Regions from separate parts of the Homo sapiens genome. Here region 1 is linked to region 2. Evidence: chromatin contacts called from ENCODE Hi-C data. All regions are on one chromosome and are shown on one strand. Each heading gives the region's core, a stretch centred on a gene start or an enhancer-like site at or near the end of the contact. The rest is flanking DNA. Distances are from core to core; before and after follow the strand shown.

Region 1 (4,650 bases), core at 1,758-4,257, 500 kb before region 2:
ATGAATGAATGAATGAAATAGAGCCAGCCAGCTTCCTGAGCTCCATCCCACCTCCCCAAGGCATTTTCAGCTTGGTGCACTGAAGGTTGGCCCACCCCTCTCTTTCTCAGAAATGTGACCCTTTGTAGTTTAGAAGACCTTTTAGCAGTCACTATTGAATGGGATCTTGATGACAGCAGAGCCAGAGGGGTCACCCAAGTTCCAGTGAGGAGAGAATCCAGGCCTGAGGGAGTTGGGTACCTGAATAGGACCTAATGCTGTGCAAGGAGCAGGAAGGCGCCCCAGGCTTCAGTCTTCCCAGAGGCAAGATTCTAGGCTGAGCAGGCCTGGGGCAGGAGGCCTGGGGCAGGAGGCCTAGCCCTGGGCTGGCCCCTCCCTTCTTGGGAGTCAGCTGGGCCTGACACCCCATCATCCAATTCCTGGGCCCATCCCAGCATCTGGCCACTTGGGAAAGGCTTGGAGCTGAGTCCAGCAGCCCTGGAAGAGTTTCCCTCCAGGGCTCTCAGGGTCACCTCTGCCAGCCCTGAGCCCCGGCACGCATCCTCAGGCCTGCACCGTCAGCTCCCAGCCAGCACTTGCCCTGGCCACACTCCTGCTGGTTCCCTCCTGCTGAGATCAGACATAGACCAGCCCATGCCCTTGGCCTTGGGCTTCATGACCCTAGGCAAGTCATGTCTTCTTTGTGGCCTCAGTTTTGTCATCTGAGAACTGGATCAGTGACTCCAGGAGTCTCAAGGTGGTGATGGCTGGGAAGCCCTCATGAGCCATAGACCACCATGGTGTAGAGAGCAGTTTCCAAGCCAGCCTTCCTGGCTGTGGGTCCTTGGGCTAGTCATCTCCGTGCCTCAGTTTCCTGAACTGAAAAATGATATTCGCACAAGCAGCTACCTCATGATGCTATTGCGAGGAAACAGTGGCTTAATCTATAGAAAGCACTTAGCGGTGGGGGTTAGCAAGGGATCCGTCACTTTAGCCAGGGCTGTTATCTGCAGTGTGACCTAGGGCAAGTCACTGACCTCTCTGGGCCTCAGCTCCCTCCTCCATGAAGTGTGATGATGCCACCCACCCTGCGGACCTGGAGATCAGGGGCGACATGTGGACAGCACGTGGCCGTAGCACAGAGGGGTCCCATGAGTCACTGGGTCCGCAGCGTTTTGTCGTCCTCAGTACCCAGCCCCCTTCCTGCACTCCCACCACCACCATTAGTCAACGGTGAGCTCTCTCATGGGCAGCAGCTGGGTGGCTGCCTTGGTAATAGAGGTGCAGGTATCAAGTCTCCATTGAAGGAGGTGGCAGCCCTGCCCTATGTCTCCAGGGGCAGGGTCAGCATGGACAGGAGCCTCAGTTGGGCTCTGGGTGGGGATGCGGCACTCAGAAGCCACTCCAGAAAGAGGGGAGCCACTCCAGAAAGAGGGAGGCACGGGACGGGGTCTTGACGCTTGGTGGGAAGATCCAAGGGACCGGGCAAGGTTGGCCCCTCTGAGAGCCCTCCATGCTCAGCCCAGCCCACCCCAGAGCCGCCCACTCTGCCCTGCTGGGACCCCTGGATGAGCATGGAGACTCAGCCCTGCCTGTGGGAGATTCCAGCAGAATCCCCTGCCTGCTCTTCCCTGCCTGGGTCTCCCAGACCTGAGATGGCCCCTTCTGGGGTGAGCTGGAAGGTAAATGCGTGGCTCAGGACGAGGCAACAAGAGGGAGGGACAGAGGCTGGGCCTGGAGACCCACGGCGTCAGAAGCCAGGCTTGCTGCACCACCTGAGACAGGTGACCTCCCTCTCTGGGCCCCGGCAGCGGCTGGATCAGTGGTTTTATTTACAGAACAGAGCAGAGATGGAGTCGGGGGGCAGTCTACTAGGTCCCCCATCCTTAGGACCTGCCTGTTCCTGTCCCTGGCATATCCTGGCCCTGAGATCAGGTCCCCCCCCATACCCTGGGTTGCAGCCCCACTCCTTTGTCTTTGGCCCTGGACAAATCCTTGGCCTTTCGGGTCCTCAGCGTCCCCATCTGTAAGAGTGAAGGGACCAGCTCAGCGGCTCCTGGTCACTGAGCAACCCCCTCCCTTGCGTCAGGCCCTGTGCAAAGTCCCCAGTAACTGATCTCTTGGGCAACCCCAGGAGAGGATAGAGGCCAGGGCGCAAAACCTTTTGCCCAAGGTGACTGTCAGCACACCCTGGGGGCTCCGACCCGGGGGCTGCGGGAAGTGAGGGCCACTTGGAAGGGCCTTTTCACCTCAGTGTGCTCAGCTGTCAAATGGATGGTATTGGTGTCTGCCTAGGGGAGTCGCTGTGAAGGTTGACTGAGTTTACCGGGGCCTGGCCCCAGGAAGTGCCCCCACAACCTTCACAGGTTGTTACAGGCCTTTTGTGCTCCTGGACTTCCTTTCCCGGCTTTTTTCCTGTTTTGCCACCTCCGACCCTCTGAAATCTGAGCCCGCTGTGGGGTGAAGTGGGAGTAGGGGCTGGTCCTGGGAGCCAAGGACTGGGAATCTGTAGATCCCTGAGGCCGGCTGTGGGTTCTGTGGCCGGGTCGTTCCCCTCTGGTGCCCTGCAGAGCGTGCCCGGCCTGCAGCCAGGTGGCCAGCTGGGTTTGAAGGCTGGCTTGGTGGCTTCCTGCCTGTGTGGCCTCGGTTTCTGAGGTTCTCAGTGCTGGTGTCCCTCAGAGTCACTGGGGGCTGGTTAAGAAGCAGGTTGCTGAGCCAGGTCCAGGATCCCAGCAGGAGGGGCGGTGACACCTGGCAAGTCTGGCATGGACCACGGTGGGGGAAAGGCCCTCACGCCCCCCTAGCCTGTGCCCGTTACCCCCTGCCCTCCCTCCCACATCCTGCTCTGGCCACCCTGGTATCCTGGCTGGTCTTTGAACTTGCCAGGGACACTCCTGCCTCGGGGGCCTTTGCACTGCTCTTTTTTCTATCTGGAACACTCCTCCCCGGACACCCCCAGATGCATGGCACACTCCTTCACACCCTAAAGCCTCTGCACTTCTCAGCAGCCCGCCTGTTTCAAGTGGCACACACACAGCCTTCCTCACCTCTCCCCCTTTTCCTTCCTGGCTTTAAGGTTACCCCGAGCACTTACCACTACCACCTTCTAAGGTGCTATCTAGTCCGATAGTTTGTTTCATTTGTTATTCATTTCTCCCATTTTGTTTTGTTTTGTTTTTTGAGATGGAGTCTTGCTCTGTTGCCCAGGCTGGAGTGCAGTGGCAAGATCTCGGCTCACAGCAACCTCCGCCTCCCAGGTTCAGGAGATTCTCTTGCCTCAGCCTCCCTAGGAGCTGGGATTACAGGCACACGCCACCACACCCAGCTAATTTTTGTATTTTTAATAGAGACAGGGTTTCACCATGTTGGCCAGGCTAGTCTTGAACTCCCGACCTCAAGTGATCCGCCCACCTCAGCCTCCCAAAGTGCTGGGACTACAGGCGTGAGCCACCGCACCCGGCCCCCTGTTGTTTATGCTCTACAAGGGCAGAGTTCTTTGCTCTGGTTTGCCAGGCCCTGGTATAGCTAGACCCTGAGAATGTGGGCAGGAGCCCTTCACAGCTGCTCCATAAATCGTTGATGAATAAGCAAATGATTCATTAATGTCATTTCGGGTAGTAGGAAGTCCTATGAAGAAAAACAAAGCTGGGAGAAGGAGTGGAGCGTGCAAGGGATGGAACAAGGGATGGGGCGGGGAGGCCTCCTGAAGAGGTGACCTTTGAGCAGGGGCCTGAAGTGAGCAGCCAGCAGAGTGTGGCTGCCGAGGGTTTGGCGTGGGCAGGAGAAGTGACCCTGAGCCCGCAGTTGGGCCTTTGAAGGCCTTAGAGTTTCTGTAGTTTCTTCCTGGGCTGAGGAGAGGCAGCTGCTCCAGGTCCCTGGCTCCCAAGATCCCCACAACCCCCAGGAGTGTCTCCTGCGCTAGGGGCAGGGCTAGCGGAGTCTGCCCAGCAGGAGGGAAGGGGTTAACCACAGACCTCCTGGGTTCTCCTAATCAACCCCAGGCCTCTGGAAGCCCCACTTGCAGCCCTGGGAGGGAACCGCTCGCCTCCCTGCCCGCTGGCCCCCGGCCAGCCCGTTTCCCTGCCCAGCCACCGACCCGGCTTTCATCTGCTCACAGGGGGCCGATTCACAGCAGACCACCCCAGGCCCGGCACCCGCCTGCGATTCCGCGAGGCTGTTAAGAGTCGGGTGTAAATCTCCTGACAGGCCGCAGAGCCGGCCTCGGGCCCGGCGCCCCACCCTGCTGCTGGGTAGACAGTGGCTGCTGTGTCTGGGTCACAGCCGCACCAGGCGGCCAAGAAGGCTGCCGAGTGGCTTCAGATGGGTGACGGGCCTGGTCATTGGAGCCCACACTGTCCCCAGCAGACGATGCTGTTCCTGTGGCCCTGCCCGACTCTGCTTTTCCCAAGAGGCTGAACACTGAGCTGGCCTCTTGCCAGCTGGACCTTACGGCCAGGTGACCCAGCTCTTCTCTCATGGAGGTCTTGGGAAGCGATGACCTTAGCAGCTGAGCTCCATGTGTGACCTTTCCAGGTTTGAATCTCAGGGGTGCCACACACCGTGTGACCTTGACCGTGTGCCTCCACTTTTCCATCTGTAAAACGGGGGTGATAGTCACAGCCTGTCAGAGGGATATGACCCTTGGAGACGACATGCATGGCCCCCCTTGCA
Region 2 (4,826 bases), core at 1,615-4,114:
TCCTTGGGCATGCTGGGATGCGGTGGCAGCAGCAGGAGTCAGGACACCGGAGAGTCAGAGCAGCGCCGCAGTTAGGAGCATGGGTTCTGCAGCTGGTCTGACCCGGGTTTAAATTCTGGTTGCACAACTTACTAGTTGTGCCAGTCAGGGCCATTACTGAACTTCTCTGTCTCAGTCTCCTTGTCTCTAAAGTGGGGATAAAGATGGTAACAGCTAGCACTTGACAAACACTGGCCATTATGTGTGGGTCATTGCCTAAGGGCTTCACATGAATAAATTCATTTCATCCTCACCACCACCAGGAGGCAGTTACTATTCCACAGAGGAGGAAACCTGGACCTACTGTGTAGTGCTAGTGTGAAGATTACTCAAGGAAAGGCATGTGACGAACTCAGCACAGTACCTGGGATAGAATAAATGCTCAATAAATATTAGTCACTGTTATTATGATCATCATTATTATCTAAAATTAACAATAGTTCTAGCTCTTCCTCTCAACTTGCTATAGGATCTTAAGAATGTCGCTTCTCACCTCCCAGCCTCACTGTTCCAGTCCATCAAATGAGAGGTTTGATGAGATGATCTCTAAAGTCTCCTTTAGCTCTACGGTATTAGCAGTCACTGATCTTTTTTTCTTTCTTTTTTTTTGAGGTGGGGTCTCACTCTCTCACCCAGGCTGGAGTGCAGTGGTGCAATCTTGGCTCACTGCAATCTCTTCCTCCCTGGCTCAAATGATCTTCCCAAGTAGCTGGGACCACAGGTGGTCCTACCACACCTGGCTAATTTTTTGTATTTTTTGTGTGGTAGGTGCCCTACCACACCTGGCTAATTTTTTGTATTTTTGGTAGAGACAGGGTTTCATCATGTTTGCCCGGGCTGGTCTTGAACTCCAGAGGTCAAGCCATCCACCCGTCTTGGCTTCCCAAAGTGTTGAAGTTACAGGCATGAACCACCACACCTGGCCTCTCTGATCTTTAAAAAAATAATTTTCAATAAATCCCAGTAATCAGATGCTGCACTGATAGGTATTTAGGAACACTTAAATTTGTCATTAAAATCCCCTTGTTAAAAAAGGTGCATTCCCTTTGACCTATTCGTTGTACCTATATGACTATATCTAAGGAAAGGATCAGAGATCAGCACAGAGATTTACACTCCAGGATGTTCATGGTTTACAGCCACTCCAGATTAGAGACAGCCTGAATATCCAGCAATGAGGATCTGTTGAGCAAATTTTGACACAGCAGCTCAACGGATTATTGGGCAATCATTCGAAAAGTATGCTTTCAGTCACTACTTGATGACATGGGGAAATATTCCACAAGTAAGGTCAAGTTAAACAACCAAGATACAAAACTTTATGTGCAATGTGACCCCAAATTTATAATACTAGAAAAAAACAAGGAGATATACTGAAATCCGAATGAAAATTATCTCCAAGTAATGGAGTAGGTGATATACATACATACCTATATATATATATACTTTTTTTTTGGCATCAGGGTCTTGCTCTGTCACCCAGGCTAGAGTGCAGTGGTGCAATCATAGCTCACAGCACCCTCAAACTACTCTTAGGCTCAAGCAATCCTCCCGTCTCAGCCTCCTGAGTAGTTAGGACTACAGGCACATGCCACCACACCTGGCTAATTTTCAATTGTTTTGTACAGGCGGGGTATCACTATGTTGCCCAGGCTGGTTTCAAACTTCTGGCCTCAAGAGATCCTCCCGCCTTGGCCTCCCAACGTGCTGGAATTACAGCCATGAGCCACCACAACTGGCCCAGAGTAGGTGATTTTTTAAAAATCAAATCTTCTAAGTGGGAATGCATTCCTTTTATTCTATACCTTTTATGGTGTTTCTCTGCCTCCCTATTTTTATGTATTTTAATGAGCATCTCTTTTTTTTTTTTTTTTCCTTTTGAGACAGAGTCTCACTCTGTCACCAGGCTGGATAACAGCGGCACCATCTCAGCTCACTGCAACCTCCACCTCCTTGGTTCAAGTGATTCTCCTGCCTCAGCTTCCCGAGTAGCTGGGACTACAGGTGGGCACCACCACGCCCAGCCAATCTTTGTGTTTTTAGTAGAGACGGGGTTTCACCATGCTGGCCAGAATGGTCTCAATCTCTTGACCTCGTGACCCGCCCACCTCCCAAAGTGCTGGGATTACAGGTGTGAGCCACCACTCCCGGCCCATCTCTTGTCTTTTGCTTACACATTCCCTTGTCTGTGTGAAGAGCCTGCCTGTTTCTACCAGTGACAGGCATGCAGACCCCATACATATCTGTTAGCCAATGCAGAGCACTGTGTAACTTCCTTGCTAGGAAAATACAAATTCCCAAACCCCAAAAAAGCCCTTGCCTTGTAGGAGAAGGAGGCCTCGCTTACGGCGCTGGAGCTACTTGTGGGAGGCAGCTGCTGCAGCTTCAGGGCTGCGCTGTGGGATCCGTCCATGGTGGTCTAGTGGCGCATCCCACAGGGCCTGGCCTAGGAGGTGGAGCTGCTGCTAGGCGGGGCCCAGGCCAGATGCCATCTCTCCTTGTGGTGTTCACCTCCCTCCAGCAGCCGTCACTTCCTCATGACAAAAGAATACTTCAAGGCTGTTTTGGCAGATTTACAGCCTTCTCCTCAGCTTCACTCAGAGAAGTGCCAATTTCCGTGGCTCTCCCAGGCAGACAGAGAGGGGTGTGTTTTCCAGTTCTTGCGGTGCTCTAGGGTGGTGGAGAGGAACATTAAAAATGCATGGACAAGGAAACACTGAGCCCAGCTTTGTTATCTGAGAAGAGAATACCATTCAGATAAAACGTAACCGGCCATGACAAGTGAGTCCATTAAAAAAATTCTTCAAAATTCAATTCTAGCAGTTAAAAACAAGTCCTATCATGCCTTTGTCCTCCCCTTAATACAAACCTGACTCATCTATCTCAAAAGCTTTCTCCCTGGCCCTTAATGTTCCCTTTCCTCCTCCACTCTGCTTCCTTCCTCCCATCGCACCCTAACTTAAATCCTCCCTTTTTCCATAGCTCTTGAGCACAAGAAGTAGAATACTAACTTCTCCAGGTCTCAAAAAAAAAAAAAAAACAATTCCACTACCACGAAAAGGGAACTATTTAAGTTTCAGCTTAGGAAGAAAAGAATCAGAAGAAAAGCTACATCCATGGAAAACAGAAGAACTGGCCTGCTACCGAGGATTGGCCTGACACAGGTGAGGTGACACTGGTCTCGGAGGTGGAAAACCTGTGTGACCAGGTAACTCTGCCTCTCAGAGATTCAGTTGCCTCCTCTGTAAAGTGGGGGTAATAATGTGGCCTCAAATAAACCCAGCAATGATGAGAATCCCTACTAATTTCATCGGACTTATATTTTCAGTGCTTCCCGAACTTTTCCTTTTTTTGGAGACAGAATCTCACTCTGTCATCCAAGCTGGAGTGCAGTGGCACAAACATGGCCTCAAGCTGGGCTCAAGCAATCCTCCCTCAGCCTCCCAAGTAGCTGGGACCTCAGACGCGTGCCACAAGGCCTGGCTAATTTTTTTGTAGAGACAGGGTTTCGCCATGTTATCAGGCTGGTCTTGAACTCTTAGGCTCAAGCAGTCCACTTGCCTCAGCCTCCCAAAGTGCTAGGATTACAGGTGTGTGCCACTTCTCAAAATTTGCTACCAAACAGAGAAGAGAAAGTATACTTCTAGTGTCCTAGGAGGCATGGCCAAAACCCTGCTTAAAAGTGTTAGGGTTTTCTTTGAGGACTTTTTATACATTTTTTAGAAATGTATTCTACTGCATAGTCTATGTTTATTTTAATAGAAAAATGTTTTAAATTGCTTTTGATGTGCCATGTGCTACCTGTTTTACCTTTGCCAGGTCATTTAACTTTTCAGCCAGTTTCTCCAGCTGTGAAATATAGATAATAATGTTCCCACTCCACATGGCAGTCATGAGAATTTGATGAAATCATACATGTAAAATGCAGGCATAGCAAATGGTCCATGAATGTGAGCTGCTGTTAAGATTAATTTTATTCTCTCCTGTTTAATTATTTATTTTGTCCATTCCTTTCTCTCTCATGCATTCATCCAACAAATATTTACTGAGGGCTCACTGTGAGCTAAACAATTTCTGCCACTCCCTGAGGCTTCAGAGAGCTGCCTCCTGTGTATCCTGTAGCTTCCAGTTCCTTCTGCTATCCGGCCCTAGGCCCAGGAATTCTGGTTCATGGTGTGGACAGCACATACATATGTGATAAGGGGAACACCATGTCCAGTCCTGGGATACAACAAATGCAGGTTTAGCATAGGGACAGCTACAGAAACCATTTGGCTTGGTTTCACTTTGTCAGAGGGCCTCAGGATGAAATTATTGCTACTACCTGCAGACGAGGTTATATATCCAATATACAGACATGAGATGTAAGCATTCACCGGGTAACTTTATCAGGTAATTCACATCCCATAGCTAGACTTCCCTGCCTGTAAAACCCTATGAATATGTGTTTGCAATCTTGTGGAAAGCATAATTGTTCACTATACTTTCACGTACATGTGAAAAGCATTATTGTGTTACATTTCTGTAAAAATGTTTTAGCATTTGTAATAATCATAAGAGCCTTAAGAGTGGCTCAGGGTTCTTTCTACCTCTGAGAGGCCCCGGGAAGCATTCAACCATGAAGCAGTCATGGAGTTGAGGAGCGCAAACTCCAGTGAGGTGTTTGCGGAATACCCTGTTCAGTTGCTCCCAGCTGAGATCTAGCCCAGAGCCTGACAGTGACTTCTATACATACCAACCAACTGACTAAATGAGATCTAGCCCAGAGCCTGACAGTGACTTGTATA

The links. Hi-C counts contacts between places; a loop is a spot of excess contacts on that map. Pooled maps may share reads with other maps.
Region 1: a map of CD8-positive, alpha-beta T cell shows a loop between it and region 2 (17-fold over the local background). The contact joins two enhancer-like sites. A Hi-C loop is called at or near these places in 1 of 168 maps with a recorded cell type or tissue (CD8-positive, alpha-beta T cell), 2 of 37 single-sample maps with no recorded cell type and 1 of 50 pooled maps.

Annotation. Positions count from the first base shown.
Region 1 is chr1:24,913,933-24,918,582 of GRCh38, reverse strand. All of the region lies in intron 3 of RUNX3 (RUNX family transcription factor 3), which reads left to right. Among named protein-coding and RNA genes, the nearest start is that of MIR6731, 3.2 kb to the left of the region's middle. RefSeq lists an enhancer at 3,588-4,103. Within about 2 kb of position 3,007, at least 4 of the 41 ENCODE cell types and tissues checked have a DNase peak (open chromatin) inside an H3K27ac peak, as active enhancers do.
Region 2 is chr1:24,417,174-24,421,999 of GRCh38, reverse strand. It overlaps NIPAL3 (NIPA like domain containing 3), which reads right to left. Exons shown (of 12, transcript NM_020448.5): 2 at 2,360-2,709. The coding sequence starts at 2,452. Among named protein-coding and RNA genes, the nearest start is that of NIPAL3, 3.8 kb to the right of the region's middle. RefSeq lists an enhancer at 2,217-3,416. Within about 2 kb of position 2,864, at least 10 of the 41 ENCODE cell types and tissues checked have a DNase peak (open chromatin) inside an H3K27ac peak, as active enhancers do.